Linked DNA regions of Homo sapiens: regions 1, 3 and 4 are each linked to region 2. A link is a contact called in ENCODE Hi-C or POLR2A ChIA-PET data. All regions are on one chromosome and are shown on one strand. The core of a region is the stretch at or near the end of the contact, and the rest is flanking DNA. Distances in the headings are between cores, read along the strand shown. Region 1 overlaps LRRC8C (leucine rich repeat containing 8 VRAC subunit C). Region 2 overlaps LRRC8D (leucine rich repeat containing 8 VRAC subunit D). Region 3 has its middle 56 kb from the start of ZNF326. Region 4 has its middle 58 kb from the start of LRRC8D.

The links. Hi-C counts contacts between places; a loop is a spot of excess contacts on that map. ChIA-PET counts read pairs that join two places held with the same protein, here RNA polymerase II (POLR2A). Pooled maps may share reads with other maps.
Region 1: a pooled map shows a loop between it and region 2 (2.9-fold over the local background). The contact joins two enhancer-like sites. A Hi-C loop is called at or near these places in 10 of 50 pooled maps. POLR2A ChIA-PET finds 5 or more read pairs at or near these places in 2 of 52 experiments (A673 and activated naive CD4-positive, alpha-beta T cell).
Region 3: a map of dorsolateral prefrontal cortex shows a loop between it and region 2 (5-fold over the local background). The contact joins two enhancer-like sites. A Hi-C loop is called at or near these places in 8 of 168 maps with a recorded cell type or tissue (Caco-2, dorsolateral prefrontal cortex, gastrocnemius medialis and 2 more), 10 of 37 single-sample maps with no recorded cell type and 6 of 50 pooled maps. POLR2A ChIA-PET finds 5 or more read pairs at or near these places in 13 of 52 experiments (CD4-positive, alpha-beta T cell, CD8-positive, alpha-beta T cell, CD8-positive, alpha-beta memory T cell and 8 more).
Region 4: a pooled map shows a loop between it and region 2 (2.5-fold over the local background). The contact joins two enhancer-like sites. A Hi-C loop is called at or near these places in 6 of 50 pooled maps. POLR2A ChIA-PET finds 5 or more read pairs at or near these places in 5 of 52 experiments (CD4-positive, alpha-beta T cell, H1, OCI-LY7 and 2 more).

What each region holds. Positions count from the first base shown.
Region 1 is chr1:89,718,363-89,721,697 of GRCh38, forward strand. It overlaps LRRC8C (leucine rich repeat containing 8 VRAC subunit C), which reads left to right. Exons shown (of 3, transcript NM_032270.5): 3 at 1-1,171. Among named protein-coding and RNA genes, the nearest start is that of LRRC8C, 87 kb to the left of the region's middle. Within about 2 kb of position 1,334, at least 8 of the 41 ENCODE cell types and tissues checked have a DNase peak (open chromatin) inside an H3K27ac peak, as active enhancers do; they include A673, where a contact is called at or near this core.
Region 2 is chr1:89,841,114-89,844,675 of GRCh38, forward strand. LRRC8D (leucine rich repeat containing 8 VRAC subunit D) reads left to right here. Exons shown (of 3, transcript NM_001134479.2): 2 at 2,525-2,669. Among named protein-coding and RNA genes, the nearest start is that of LRRC8D-DT, 21 kb to the left of the region's middle. RefSeq lists silencers at 1,457-1,751, 2,275-2,494. Within about 2 kb of position 2,263, at least 37 of the 41 ENCODE cell types and tissues checked have a DNase peak (open chromatin) inside an H3K27ac peak, as active enhancers do; they include A673 and dorsolateral prefrontal cortex, where a contact is called at or near this core.
Region 3 is chr1:89,937,283-89,940,859 of GRCh38, forward strand. No RefSeq gene overlaps it. Among named protein-coding and RNA genes, the nearest start is that of ZNF326, 56 kb to the right of the region's middle. Within about 2 kb of position 2,154, at least 4 of the 41 ENCODE cell types and tissues checked have a DNase peak (open chromatin) inside an H3K27ac peak, as active enhancers do; they include dorsolateral prefrontal cortex, where a contact is called at or near this core.
Region 4 is chr1:89,761,356-89,764,616 of GRCh38, forward strand. No RefSeq gene overlaps it. Among named protein-coding and RNA genes, the nearest start is that of LRRC8D, 58 kb to the right of the region's middle. RefSeq lists an enhancer at 1,379-1,879. Within about 2 kb of position 1,761, at least 19 of the 41 ENCODE cell types and tissues checked have a DNase peak (open chromatin) inside an H3K27ac peak, as active enhancers do.

The DNA of each region.
Region 1 (3,335 bases), core at 84-2,583, 120 kb before region 2:
GGGTCTTAGACAAAAATCTTCCTTGTATTTACTTGGGTTAAGTGAAGTCCAAATTCTTACAGTATGCTATTTCAGGATTTCTGATATTAAAAAAGAAAAAACAAAATCTTTATATCTCTTATTAACACTTCCCCCAAGAAGGGTTGTGCTGTTATTTATTTTCTATTATAAGAAAAGTTCATTCTTTAAGTAGTTTCTTTTACCTCTAATCTAATTTCATACCAAATACCTGATCAATAGAAATGATATATTTAAGCAGCAAAGATTCCTAATCCATCATTATGAAAAGTGTCAGCATACTTAGTAGTGAACAGATAAAGTCAATTTGAATATAATTCCACTTTGTTTTTAGAGACTAAATTAAGATTCAATTAACATTATCCTATGAATTCTGAATGTGATAATGTGATTCAAACAGTCAAATTTTATTAAGCTCTTAGTAACTCAGGATAGCATTCCATACTAACCTCAAGTTAGCAAAACAAATTAGTTAAACAGCTTGGTTCTTAGCAGACTGCTTAAAAGATCAAGAAAATTTTCTCATCTTTTCTTTCTACTTAGAAACATTGCAAGAAACCTTGGACAGTCTTCACCAGACCTGCCATGATTTTATAAGATTTAGGCCTCAGTGACATGCTCCTGAAAGTTTCCTGCCAGCCATCCAAACTAAGCATCCACTCATTCCATCTTCCCAAAGTCACTCACCGATAAAGGTAGCATCCTTAAGTTCATTTTTGAAAGGTGGAGGAGGATCTCCCCCTGCCCAAAGGAATTTTTTTATCAGAATACCTTGAAAGGGGGGTATATAAATTTGGAAAACTTAATTTCTTGGCTGTGTTTGATAACAGTTCCTATGCATGGTTTTTAATGTGAGGTAAATTTGTTTCTTTCTTCAGAATACCTCTCTCCACCCCCCACCTTATTCTTCCTCTTTAATGAATATTTTTATTGGAGCTCAAACTCCATGACTTACGTGCTCACTAAGTTTTCTTTTTTCCCCTTGTTTACTCTGTCTGTATGTATGTCAAAAGCTGGCAAAACCTCTAAAACTGTCAAGAAAATGCTTGAAAGTTGATTTGTCATAGTGCAAATTCATGATAAAATGTCTTAATGTTATTTGGATATGTAGTACATAGAAACAGAAAAATAAAGTCATTTTTATAACTTAAAATAGATATTTGTCCCTCTCTTACTCATTTTTAGAAATCATGTTTATCGTTTGCATTTCTTAAACTATTACTAAAGCTCCCTTTTCTCTGCAGGAAATAAGCTGCATGCATTCTTTCACTTTGTGTTGAGCTAGTTTCTGTAATTGTGACTAATTATTTCCTTCCTTAATTCACTCTACTGTATCTACCTAAGGTGCCCCTGGAGTTTCATTTGGGTAATTAGTGCCTTCATATGTAATCTGGAGTGCAATTTCTGTACGTTTGCCAGATGAGATTGTACAATGGCTGTCCAGCTCAGCTTTCAGTAAATAGTCTTATAGTAATGACTGTGGTTACTTAAAGGAATCAGCATGATCCTGCACAGCTAGGAGGCCTCCTCTAATTAACCACATTCACTCCAGGCTTAGGGAAGCCCTCTACAAGGAAACTTTATGACCACTTACGCATAAGAAATGATGGGTAATTTTCAAAGTTAAATAGTCCCTTTACACATTTTTATTAATAATAGTGTTTATTTTACTGATCATCAGCCCTCTGGAGAAGGATTGTTGAGATAAGGAAGGGTGGTGAGTGTGATGGGAGAGGCTGTGTAAGTGTGAGTAGCACAAATTAGAAGAGATCATGTGAGAGCTCTGGAGAAATTCTGGAAAGGAGCTAGGGAATGCAATAGATTAGAGACATCTGGCGATTTCAGTGCAATCTGCACGTACAGAAAAAACTGCCCACTGCCATTCTCCACTGTCCCATCTTCTAGTCCTTTCACTTACACAGAGTATTGAGATAAACTCTGAAAAATTTTAAATTGGTTATTATTGGCTAGCAACATAAGCTTTTCGTTTGGGTGAAGAAGTAAATGCATAAAAAGGAAGTTATTAAAGTTCATTTGAGACTCAGTGGAGTATTTACACGGTCAGAGCACAAGGCCCACATATTTCTGAATGTAAGTTTGAATGTCATCCTAAATTTGCAAGTAGGAAAAAAGTGAAAGCTGTTCATTAGCTACATAATTTTGTGTGAGCATAGATGTTTGAATGCAGACTATACTGTAGGTTTCACATTTAAACATATTTGAACATATTTAGGGACAAATTATTAAAATAGTTATATGATCAGGCATATCATAAGTGATAGAATATTCCCAGAGTTTGAATATTTTGCATAAAAGATACAGGGTAGGCAATGATATCAAACATCTAAACCAAATTGGCCATTCCAATTATTTTAATCCAGGGATTTTTCTGTTATAAAGTTTGAGAAGTAGAAAATGGGCTTTCTCCTTATTTTTTAATCCTTTACAGAATTAATTTTATTTCAACTCGAGTTACATCTGGACTTTTGCCATTAAAAAAATACTGCTTGGTTCAATCCTTATTAGCCTCAGGTAAAAGACATCTCAGGAAAAGTGACACAAAAGAGGCAACCTCTAAGTTTTACATTTTTTATCTCCTCCACAGTTCTTCTAATTAAAAAAAAAAAAATCAACTCCCCAGAAGTGATGCTGATATGGCAAAAAAAATATATAGCATTTCTTCACTTTGAATTGGGAAGGTTCTTGGGATTTCATTGTAATTTAACATAGACTATGTGTGACAGTTTTGTTAAAATCATACTCTAATATTCAGACAGCTTAAAAATCTTTCTTAGGATGATTTAGTCCAAGAATAATGAAAACCAATGCAAAAATGTAAAGATGTACTCCCTATGCATTTGAGCAATAAATGTCCACAAGCTTATGAAATGAGTTCTATTCATGTCTATTGAGCTGTATGGATAAATTATATCTTAGTAATTTAAATTTCTTTGTGAAAACTAGGTTGTCAAAGTTGCCACTCTTAACAAAATTCTAAAAGGCCATGTACAACAATGATATCAAAATGAAAACCAAGTTTTATTCAATGGGTGCAGGGCGTTTCTGTGAGCCTTACCAACAGGAAGTCAATTTGTTCAAAATTAGAAGACTATTTTTTCTGAACTCTCCCCCAGGTTCTAGCCTCTGGTGGTGTGACTCATAGACTTCCCTGGTAATCACACTTTGAGCCTTAACAATATCAGCATGCTAACAGATTTAGTAGTTTTATGCATTTAGAAACAAAGACAGGATGTTGACAGCCTTAAGTGATGAAGTATTTAAAATAAATTCATACTTGTAAAACTAAAAACTAGAGA
Region 2 (3,562 bases), core at 1,013-3,512:
TAAGCAAAGGATTGAGAGAAGGAAAAAGGTGAACAGAGCTAGACCCTAAAAGGATGCTAAGATCCCTTGAGAAGTCTTTTAGTAAGAAGCCCTCCTTAGACTGCGAGTGCCTAGTGGACAGGAATGCATCTCACTGGTCCTTGCAGTCTTCTTCCCCGCCCCTGCCTTTGTACTTGAAGGCCATGGTCATCTGGGTGCACTACAATTCAAGTCTGTGAGGTGAGGAGAAAAGGGTGGGTGAGGTGTAGTTCATCGTCTGGAGGCCTCAGTATTGTCAAGACCACCCCCCCCCTTTTTTTTGTGAGTGCACAAGACTCTTAATCACCTTTTCATTTGGTTGCGTCAGGAGCCTCATAGCAGCATGCTACTGACAGGTGATTGTGAACTAAGTGTTATAGCAGAAGGAAACAGAAAATGAGAGAATGTCAACTTGAAGCCATGTGTGTTTTTGTGAACATCATTTGCCACTTTCTTAAAGAGCCCCAGTTAGAGAAAAAATAATGCAGGAATCGAATTTTAGTCAGCTTGTTAGGTTCTGAACTGGACAGACTTTGTACCTTGGCATATGAGTAGCCATTCTAGAACCTTTTGAACTTTTGCCACCAAGTAATTCTGGAAAGGCTGACAGCCAGCAGTAGGTAATGGAAAAAGCCAGTATCCTCTGCCCGAGAAATTAAGGTGTGTATTATTCAGGTGGTTAAAGAAACTGCCTACCACAACAGCAATAGCTGGTAAGTAGCAGGATCATTCAGAGATGAAGGGATGGATCACAGGATGGTTGCTGTGCTGGACTTTCTCCCTAGAATTCATGATCATTGGCCAGGAGTGGTGGTTTACGCCTGTAATCCCAGCACTTTGGGAGGCTGAGGCGGGTGGATCATGAGGTCAGGAGATCGAGATCATCCTGGCCAACATTGTGAAACCTCATCTGTACTAAAAATACAAAAAAATTAGCTGGGCATGGTGGCGTGTGCCTGTAGTTTAAGCTTCTCGGGAGGCTGAGGCAGGAGAATCGTTTGAACCCGAGAGGCGGAGGTTGCAGTGAGCCGAGATCACGCCACTGCACTCCAGCCTGGGCGACAGAGCGAGACTCTGTCTCAGAAAAAAAAAAAAAAAAAAGAATTTGTGATCATTGTAGGAATTCGCAGTGTAGGGGAAATGGTACAGATTTTATAATCAGGAAAGACCTGTATTCAGTTCTCCATTTGACCACTTTCTGCCAGAGCCATGGGAACAGTTTTTTAATTTCTCTGACCCTGTTTCCTCACTTGGGAATATGACTTTTGCAGATCTGTTGGAAAATATTAAGGCCAAGAGGGATTTAAAATGAGATGTTGTCTAGCACTGAGTAGGAGCTTAATATCTATCCGTTCCTTTCTGCTTCAGTCAAAACTGAGCTTCATATGTAGAATGATTATTGTTTGTATTACATTCTCCATTTTGAGTATGGAACCATGAATGCCAACAGCTTGATAATAAAAGGAGCCGTTTGTCAAGAGACAGTCCTGTAAGCGCTTTTTAACCTGGTAGACTGTGCATGTAAGGGCAGGCAGGTTACAAATGCGAATCCCCATAGCCAGCACACTCTACATACAGCAGATTCTTAAGCCATCTGTGTACTCTTTTTAACACTGTACTGAAGTCCACTTAAGTCAGAGTTCAACAAAATGAATGAATGTAATCCCAGGACTATGGAACTTCTCTGTGATTACATAGCACAGAGAACTACGGAATCATTTTCTGGAAGAATGCACCATGCGATTATGCTCCATGTGGAATTGGTATATATAAATGTTGGTAGACTGTGAGGATGAGGTTGACAGGTTGATCTGAGTAGAGACCCTAGGAGGAACCGAGGATACTATGTAGTTTTGTTGTTGTTACTGTTTTGCAGTTCCTGGCTGCTCTGTGTTGGCAGCTGTGTGCACGCTTTCTCTTTTGAGCCAGCGAGGCACAAGACAAGTAATTTCCCATCTTGAATCTCTCACAGCTGCTGAGCTGTAGTGGATATACTGGGATGTGGCTATGAACTTTAAAAATTTGCATAAATCCAGCCCCTACTCCCCTGCAAAGGCTCAGTCTTGTCTTTACACCTTCCCCGAGGTAATTATTTTCTGGGGGGTAGGGGTGGGGGTTGGGAGGGTGAAGAAAGGAAGAAAAAGAAGGCCGATCACACTGGGCACCGGCGGAGGAAGCGTGGAGTCCATTGATCTAGGTACTTGTGGGGAGGGGAGAACCCGAGCAGCAGCTGCAAACGGAAGGGCTGTGAGCGAGCGGGCGGGCGGGTGGCTGGCAGCGAGGCCACCAGCAGGGGGGGCCCGGGCCGAGGCCGCGCCACCTCGGCACCACGCGGGCAGCCGGTGCGGCGGGGTCGCCACGGCCAGGGGAGCGCTGGGTGCCCACCATGGCAGTTATGCAAGCGGTGACCCCCTGGTCTTGCCTCCCCGCCGCCCTGCACTCCTTCCTCCCCGCTGCCGACACTTGGATCTCTCTAGCTCTTTCTCTCCCCTGTGTTTTCAAACAGGAAGTGCACGGCTGTCTATAACGTGCTGCCGGGTCTCAGGATGGAGGAGTGAAGTCTCCTGTCGCCGTGGTTCCAGCCTCCGGAGCTCGCCCAAGCCGCGTCCCCAGAGAGCGCCCTGAGAGAACAGGGTGGCCGCTTGGTCCAGGTGCGCGGGGTCGGGTCTGGGTCCAGGGAGCGGGTCGGGAAGTCTGCGGCACGGAGCACTGCTAGTGTCGGATCTGCATCTCCAGCTCTGTGCTGCAGCTTCACTTGCCCGCCCCCCACCACTGGCTTCTCACCCGGGGTCTCTGCCAAACTCTGGCTGCTGCCGCCCTGGGTTCGGGCCGGCGGAAGGCCCTGGGCGTGCGCTGCGGAGCCGCCTGCGAGGACTCCACTAGGGCGCTTTCCAGGCTGGACTGCCCCGGGCTGCGCTGGAGCTGCCAGTGCTCGGGGAGTCTTCCTGGAGTCCCCAGCTGCCCTCTCCACCCTCTCCTCCAGCTGCTGCTGCCTGAAGCAGCAGCTCTTTGTTCCTCCCTTACTGGTCTGGGGTCATACACATAAATGTCCTGGGAGGCAGGGTGGTGGGAGGGTAAGGGGTTGGGACGTAGGGAAGAGGAAGAAGATGAGTTGTGGGTGAAGTGTAAGGTGGACAGGAGAAAAGAATCTTAGTGTCCATGCTCAGAAATCAGCTCTTCAGCTGCTGAAACAGAGGACCCCGGTTCCTTGGTTTCTGTTTTGGGAAAGCCAGGCCATGCCAAACAGAGGGAATTAATGATGCAGGCACACACCGGAAAGGTAGGGACCAGGAATGAGGCACAGCAGCGAGTTCTGAGATGTTTAGTCTGGTGTCTGGCTTGTTAACTCCACTGTGGTTTCTGAGCCAGGCCTCCTCGCTGAGACAGAAGGTACTTTAACATATGAGCCAGGCATCTTTATTAATTCCATTTGTCATCAAAGTAAAATTGAGAGTGACTTTTCTCAAATTCACCAGGTAGATTATACTTTCACTTCCACATCGTGTTCCATCTCAAATGTTCATAGGAGAATAAAACACTAGGG
Region 3 (3,577 bases), core at 904-3,403, 96 kb after region 2:
TTCACTAGTGTTAATGATGTACCCTGGTGCCTATCTAATACAAGGAAGTAGGGATTCAGTGTTGGAATAAGTTCTGGCTACATGGAGGTTTATATAGCAAAGTAGAGAGATAAATATTAATTATGTAAATAATAGAAGTGTTTAATTACAATTATAGATGGTGTAGGTCAGGTGCAGTGGCTCACACCTATAATCCCAGCACTTTGAGAGGCTGAGGCAGGAGGATGGCTTGAGCCTGGGAGTTTGAGACCAGCCTGGGCAACATAGCAAGACCCCATCTCTACAAAAAATTTTAAAAATTAGCTGGGCATGTTAGCATGCACTTGTAGTCCCAGCTACTTGGGAGGCTGAGGTGGGAGGATCACTTGGGCTCAGGAGTATGAGGCTGCAGTGAGTTATGATTGTGCCATTGTACTCCAACCTGGTGACAGAGCAAGACCTTGCCTCAAACAAACAAAAAGTGTACAAAATCTGTGTAAATGAATAATGGCAGGGGTGGAGTGAACTTAAAGAAGAGCTTCAGGGAAGTTTTGTAGTTGTAAACGGTCCTGAACATTTCCCTTCCACCAGCCTTGTAGGGCACTGTTCTCCCTGCTTGGTAATGCCACCACCTGAAATTAGCACAGTATTTTTAGAAGGATGCCACTCCATCTTAGTTGTGAGATAAGGAGTCCAGATCTTAGGATCTTTGCTTTTAGGACTGGAAAACTTGTCTTCCCTTTTTTAAACAAAACAAAACAAAACACCTTATTGAAGTATAATTGGCATATAGAAGGCCCTACATCTGTAAGGCCTTTACATATGTACCTTAAATATGGTAGCAAACTACATCTCAATGAGCTGCCTTTCTTAAAACAAGTGTATGTTGTTTTTGAAGGGCAGGGGTGGCAGGATGCCACAGTTCACTTTGCTTTTCAGAGAAGAGCCATTCTGTAGGAACCACAATCTATGAGATAATCCCTAAGTTTGGCCACTGGCAGCCCTGCCCATAGGCTCCTGTTTCCTAAACACTACTTGGGGTTCAGTCACTTAGAACTGGTTGGTGTTAGATGCCTTCAAACAGTATCAAGGGGTACCTCTTTTACCCAAATTTCTGTTGACTATCAGCCCTTACTAATTTCCTTGAACTCTGAAAAGTTCACGGTCAGTTGGTTTAAATGTCACATTCCATACCACTGTTTGCAAATAGGAATACTCAGAGAGTTCCTGAGAAATGCTGACTCATGCAACAGACTTTAAATATACTGGGTTTTGACACCTCAACAACAGAAAAAGAGTTGTGGGCCCAAATAGACTGTCAACCTATGTGTCCTCGTGAATTTATGTTGGCATCGCATGGACCAGACATGGGAGAAAAACAAGTTAGTATGTATAAGCTTTGGCTTAATATTTTCATATCTTTCTACGAAGTCCGTTGAGCACCAATCTGAAGAAGAGTATTTAAAGTCTGTTTTTAAATATGCCATGTCTGGGTGAGTCTCTCAAAGTCTGAAAGAACTTGGTTTCCTTGTGGCTGTTTAATTTTTTCTCACTAGCAGTTAGTTGGCGTGACAGGATTGGCTCTTTCAAGGGTTCAGAAAGATGAGCCAAAATTGTCACAGGGACCTCATTCTTAGTAGTACAGATTTAGTAATTTAATAGTAGGCAGGAAGAGTTCATTCTATAATTCATGGCCAGCAAAGTCCTGACTGTTTGACATTTTTTTAATATAAAGAAAGAAAGCATATTCTTTCTTAATCCGTAATACTTTCTCTGTCTCCCCTGGTCTCTACTTCAACCAGTAACCAAAACTCTATAAGTTGCTGATGGCAGCAAACTCCAAAGTGCCCTTGAGGCCAACGCCCAATAGTTATTTCCATTCACCTTGTTGAATAAAAGCCAGAGTGCTGTCCTCTCGCTAAGATTTCTGCCAGCACTTGCGTCAGTAATTCATTCCAATAAAATGGTCCCTTTATCAACTGAATCCCCAAACAAAGGCTGTACTAACAAAAAGCTCCTTTCATGAAAAAAAGAAGGGGGGAAAAAAGAGCAAGCCCCTGGAAACCAGTTTTCAAAAGTCCTCTAACTTGTGACTGCAACACGAAGAAGTGGCCCCCTCTGATCCTGGCCAGCTGCGGCTCTCTTAAAGGCTCCGGGTATTCAAGGCGGTATCCACTGGGGCACAGGGAAGGCTGAAGCCAAGGGGGCAGAAGGGCAGCAGGCCAGGAACCATCTGCCTCTCAGGCCTGGCCTAGCCTATCCTGGGGTGACAGTCACAGCTGAAATCATGGAAATAAGTCCCTTCACTCACAAAGCCAATAGCAGATGTCCATTCTTCATCCTTGTGTCTCTGGACATAAAATGTATAAACTGTTCCAGGTAAGCATCACCTTTCTTGTGGAAATTCATGGGATTATTTGCTGAGAGTTAATCCTGAAAAGTTTCATCCCATAGTCTCATCCACCCCCTCCTACTGCTGTGGGACCCCTGATGGTAGAAACTTCCCCAGCCCCACCTACTGCCACTGTAAGCTGTCCTTCCTTCACTCCTAAGATTCCAGGCTCTGGAGTGACAGTGCCTGGATTTGCATCCTGCCTTGGCCCCAGCTGTGTGACTGTGCGGAAGCTACTTACCTAAGCCTCAGTTTTTTTACTGTAAATGGGAATAGTCATAATGCCTACCAAATGGGTTTTATTGTGTGTGACAATTGAATGAGGCGATTCATTTGAGGCACTGTGCCTGGCAGATAGTAAGTACGCAATAATACTATTGTTACTTTTATCCCCAGAGACTGTTGGCCTTCCCTAATATGCATTGTCTCCTTCCTTGGTAATGGAATTTTCAGTGGACACCTGGAACACAATAAAATGTGTATTTTTAAAAGCCAGGCAGTGGTGCATGCCTGTAGTCCCAGCAACTGTGAAGACTGAAGCAGGAAGATCACTTGAGCCCAGGTGTTCCAGTCCAGCTTGGGCAACACAGCAAGACCCTGATTCTTTTTAGAAAACAAAACAGGCCAGGCATGGTAGCTCACACCTGTAATCCCAGCACTTCACGGGCCAAGGCGAGTGGATCGCTTGAGGCCGGGAATTCGAGACCAGCCTAGCCAACATGGCAAAACCCTGTCTCTACCAAAAATAACAAAAATTAGCTGGCGCAGTGGTGCATGCCTGTAGTCCCAGCTACTCAGGAGGCTGAGGCAGGAGGATCACTTGAGCCCAGGAGGTAGAGGTTTCAGTGAGCAGAGATGGGGCCACTGCACTCCAGCCTGGGTGACAGAGCAAGACCTTGTCTCAAAAAAACAAAATGAAAACTATTTTCCAGCCTTCCTTGGGGCTAGATGTGCCATGGGGCTAGGATTTAGTTAAATTCTAGCCAAAGGAGTGGGAATGTAAGTGGAATGTGGGATTTCTGGATTAGGACCTTAAAGGAAGGGCATATCCTTTCCCATTCCTGCTGCTTAAATTGCACATATAGAAATAAGCCCAATTTAGATTGTGCAGATCAGGGCAACAAATCAGATGTGGCACAGAAGCACAGTAAAAGTCTGGGCCCCTGGTGACCTCAAGAAACAGGGTCATATAAAGGAGAAATAAAT
Region 4 (3,261 bases), core at 511-3,010, 80 kb before region 2:
GTGAGAGTCCATCTCAAACAAACAAACAAAAAAGAAGAGCAGCATTAGAAAGAAAACCTGTACTGGGACAGTTGTGCCCTAAAGGGGCAAGCAAAAAGAAAGGGAATAAAGACTAGCAACAACCCAGAAGTGCTGTGAACAACAGTTTCTAAGAAGTGACCATTCTCTGTATTTATTAGGATGTGAAAGAAATGAAGTTCCCTCTCTCACACACACATTCGAGAATACAAGTCTGAGGAGAACCTGCTCTGGGTGAAGAATTTTTTTTATAATTCTCATATTCATGCTCAAGGAGCATGCACTCCTAGGCATATATTCACAAGGGGCTATGAGAGCCCTGGAGAGACCAGGTACTCTGAGGGTAGGACACATACTTTAGCAACTTGGGGGACACATTCTCAAGCTGAAATGGTGTCTCTGGAGCCCATACGAGTTGTGCCTGTGGGGGCCCCACAGACAGGGACCCTTGGCATTGCTGATAATTGAAGGGTCTGCCACAGAGGTCTCTAACATGACTTTCTACCACCATCTTTCCTGCTCACTTGCACATCAATAGACACACAGGTATATTGAGCAGCAGCTCTTCCTCACCTTGTCATCAAACAGTCTGTTTCTGCCTTCACCATTTTGCATCTGACCTTTCACAGGTAGCAAGAGAAGAGTCTAAGGAGCAGCAGGCAACGTGCTGAAGTGCAGAGCCAGGTCAAGGCTGGGTTTGTCTGAGCAGCTGGTGAGTAAGAGAGCTGTGACCAGGGCTCTGAGAAATATGGACAGGGGCCAGCCTGACAAAGACAACAAAGAACTGCCCAGGGGAAGGTGAAGAAGGTAACTGTCAACCCTTCAAAAAGTGAAATGGCGTTAGTAAGATGAAGGCCAGCCCATAAGAGATGCCAGCCAAGATGGAATAATGCGCAGATTTTCATCTAAGGGTGGGAATGACCTGTCGGCCTGATCCAGGCACACTGGCTTCTGAGATTCCCTTCCTAGCCCTGCCCACACACCCCCCACCCGACGCCCTTTCCCCAGCCTAGGTCCCTGAGTTTCTCATTCGTTGCTCACTTGTGTCTATTGTATGTCTTCTTCGTCAAAATCGAGCAGGGACTAATTAGCGGTGAAAGCAGAGACTCCAGCTCATTTCCGTTCACCTCATTATTTGTTTCTCTTTTGGGCTGAAGCCAAACAACAATCAAACATTAACATTCCCCCTGCAGAGCGGGCACACGGACACATGGGAGCATGTTACACACACCACACCCTCACAGCGTGCACACATGCACATGCACACACACACACCTGCTCCACTGCTATTCGGCTGTGCGAGGTCTCTGCGGCCCCGCTGTCTCCGGGCATCTAGGGTAACATCTCTTTCCATTTCAGACCTGGGACTGGTCTGAAACTGTATAATGGAATGGCCCTGGGCAAGCAGGGAAAGGACGTTGGGAATTTCCGGAAGCACAATCCCCCTGGCCAGCACTGGTGTTAATTAAGGGCGCTGCTGGTGTTTTGCAGGCAGCTGTTTCCTCCTCCGGCCCTCCTGTTCCCCGGGCCGCCTGGGCACCGGCGCCTGCACTCTGGCATTCATTGCTCTACCGTAAGCCTTGTTTCTAGCCGTTTTCAATCAAGTGGGAGACTGTCCAAATTTCCGTCTCAATGAAAATCAACTGTTCTAAATCTAAGCTCCCATTAAGCGTTCCAGGGGCTGGCCTGACTTGGAATTTAAGCAGCAGCGCAGCCCTCCCTGGAGTGAGCGGCGGCCGGGGCTCCAGATAAGGCGGGCCTGCCTCCTAGTGGCCAAGGTGCTGCAGGGCAGCTCTGAGGGCTGGAGGGCTGCGCAGCCGCCACCCGAGGACACGGGGAGGAGGCACAGTAAGAGAATCCTTAGAGCCTAACGCCCCCTTCTCCGTCGCTCTCGAGCCGCTCCAGTCCCCAAGTCCCATCCCCTTTCCTTCCCCGACATCTCTCCTCGTTGCCTCACTCTGGCTCCGTCGAACTGCAGTGGTCTGTTAGCTGGACTCTATCTCCAGCTTCTGTATCGAATCCATGCACCTCGCTGCCAATTCGTCTTCCGGACGCTCGTTGTCAGTCCTCTGTGATCTCTAATTAAGGCTCTGCTGAGTCTCCTCTTTATCTATAGGGAGAATCCTCAAGCGGGGAGACACACCCTTCCTGCAGAGGCGTATCGCCAGCCACGACAAGGCGAGCCGCGTTTCTCCCCACACTCCCCAAAAAGGCGATGACCCTCCCCAGGCCGCGCTCACGCTGAACCCCTGTTGCTGAGCTGCAGTTCCTGGAGGTGTCCTGTCCTCAAATGTGGGGATGCGGGGAAAAGATTAAGAAGGTAAAAGTTCAAACCAGGCAAAAGTTCAAACCTCTTGGCACTCCACAATGTGGCCTCAAGCTTCCCTTCTAGCTTTAGTGCTAGAGTAGAATGAAATGAAGGGTTGGAATGCCAGGTGTGCTACGTTTTAGTCATGGAACTGTATGAAAGGTTCTAAATTCTAAATGTCTTTACAGGGTTGTCATGGAGACTAAAAGAGGTCGCCGGAGTATCAAATTTAGCACAATGCTTGCCACATAGTGAATGTTCAATAAATGGCAGCTGTCATTTTCCTTCCCCCGTTAGAAAGACAACTGGTTTGCTCACAGTTCTGATACCGGCCTTGAACTGAACTTTCCATCTCTGCACCTCGGCTTTTGACACCCTATTTGCCTGGAGCGTCCACTATCACCACTTTGGTTAAAGCTACTGTCACCTCCTGCAATAGACTAATTCATCTCCCTGCTCCTGCCCACAGTTATTTTTAATCTAGCCACCAGAATTTTTTTAAGTGTAAATCAGATTATGTCACTCATCTGCTCAAACCCCTATTGTAGCTCCCTATTTCACTCGGTGTAAAAGCCAAAGCACTCACCATGTCCTGGAGGCCCTACATGATCTGGCTCTTTTCCCCCTTCATGTTATTTCCCATACCTTTCTCCCTTGTTCACTCTGTTTCTTCCACAATGACCAATTGCTTTTGCTGGAAAGCACCAGCAATTTATTAATAGCCTTTGTGTTGGCTTTTCCCTCTACCTAGAATATTTTCCTCACATACCTGCATAGCTCTTTCGCTTACTTTTTCATGACTTTGTTCAGTTGTCACCTTCAAAAAAAAAAAAAAAAAAAAAAAGCCAGCCAGGCATGGCGGCTCATACCTGTAATCTCAGCACTTTGAGAGGTGAAGGCAGCAGACAGCTTGGGCCCAGGAGTTCCAGACCAGC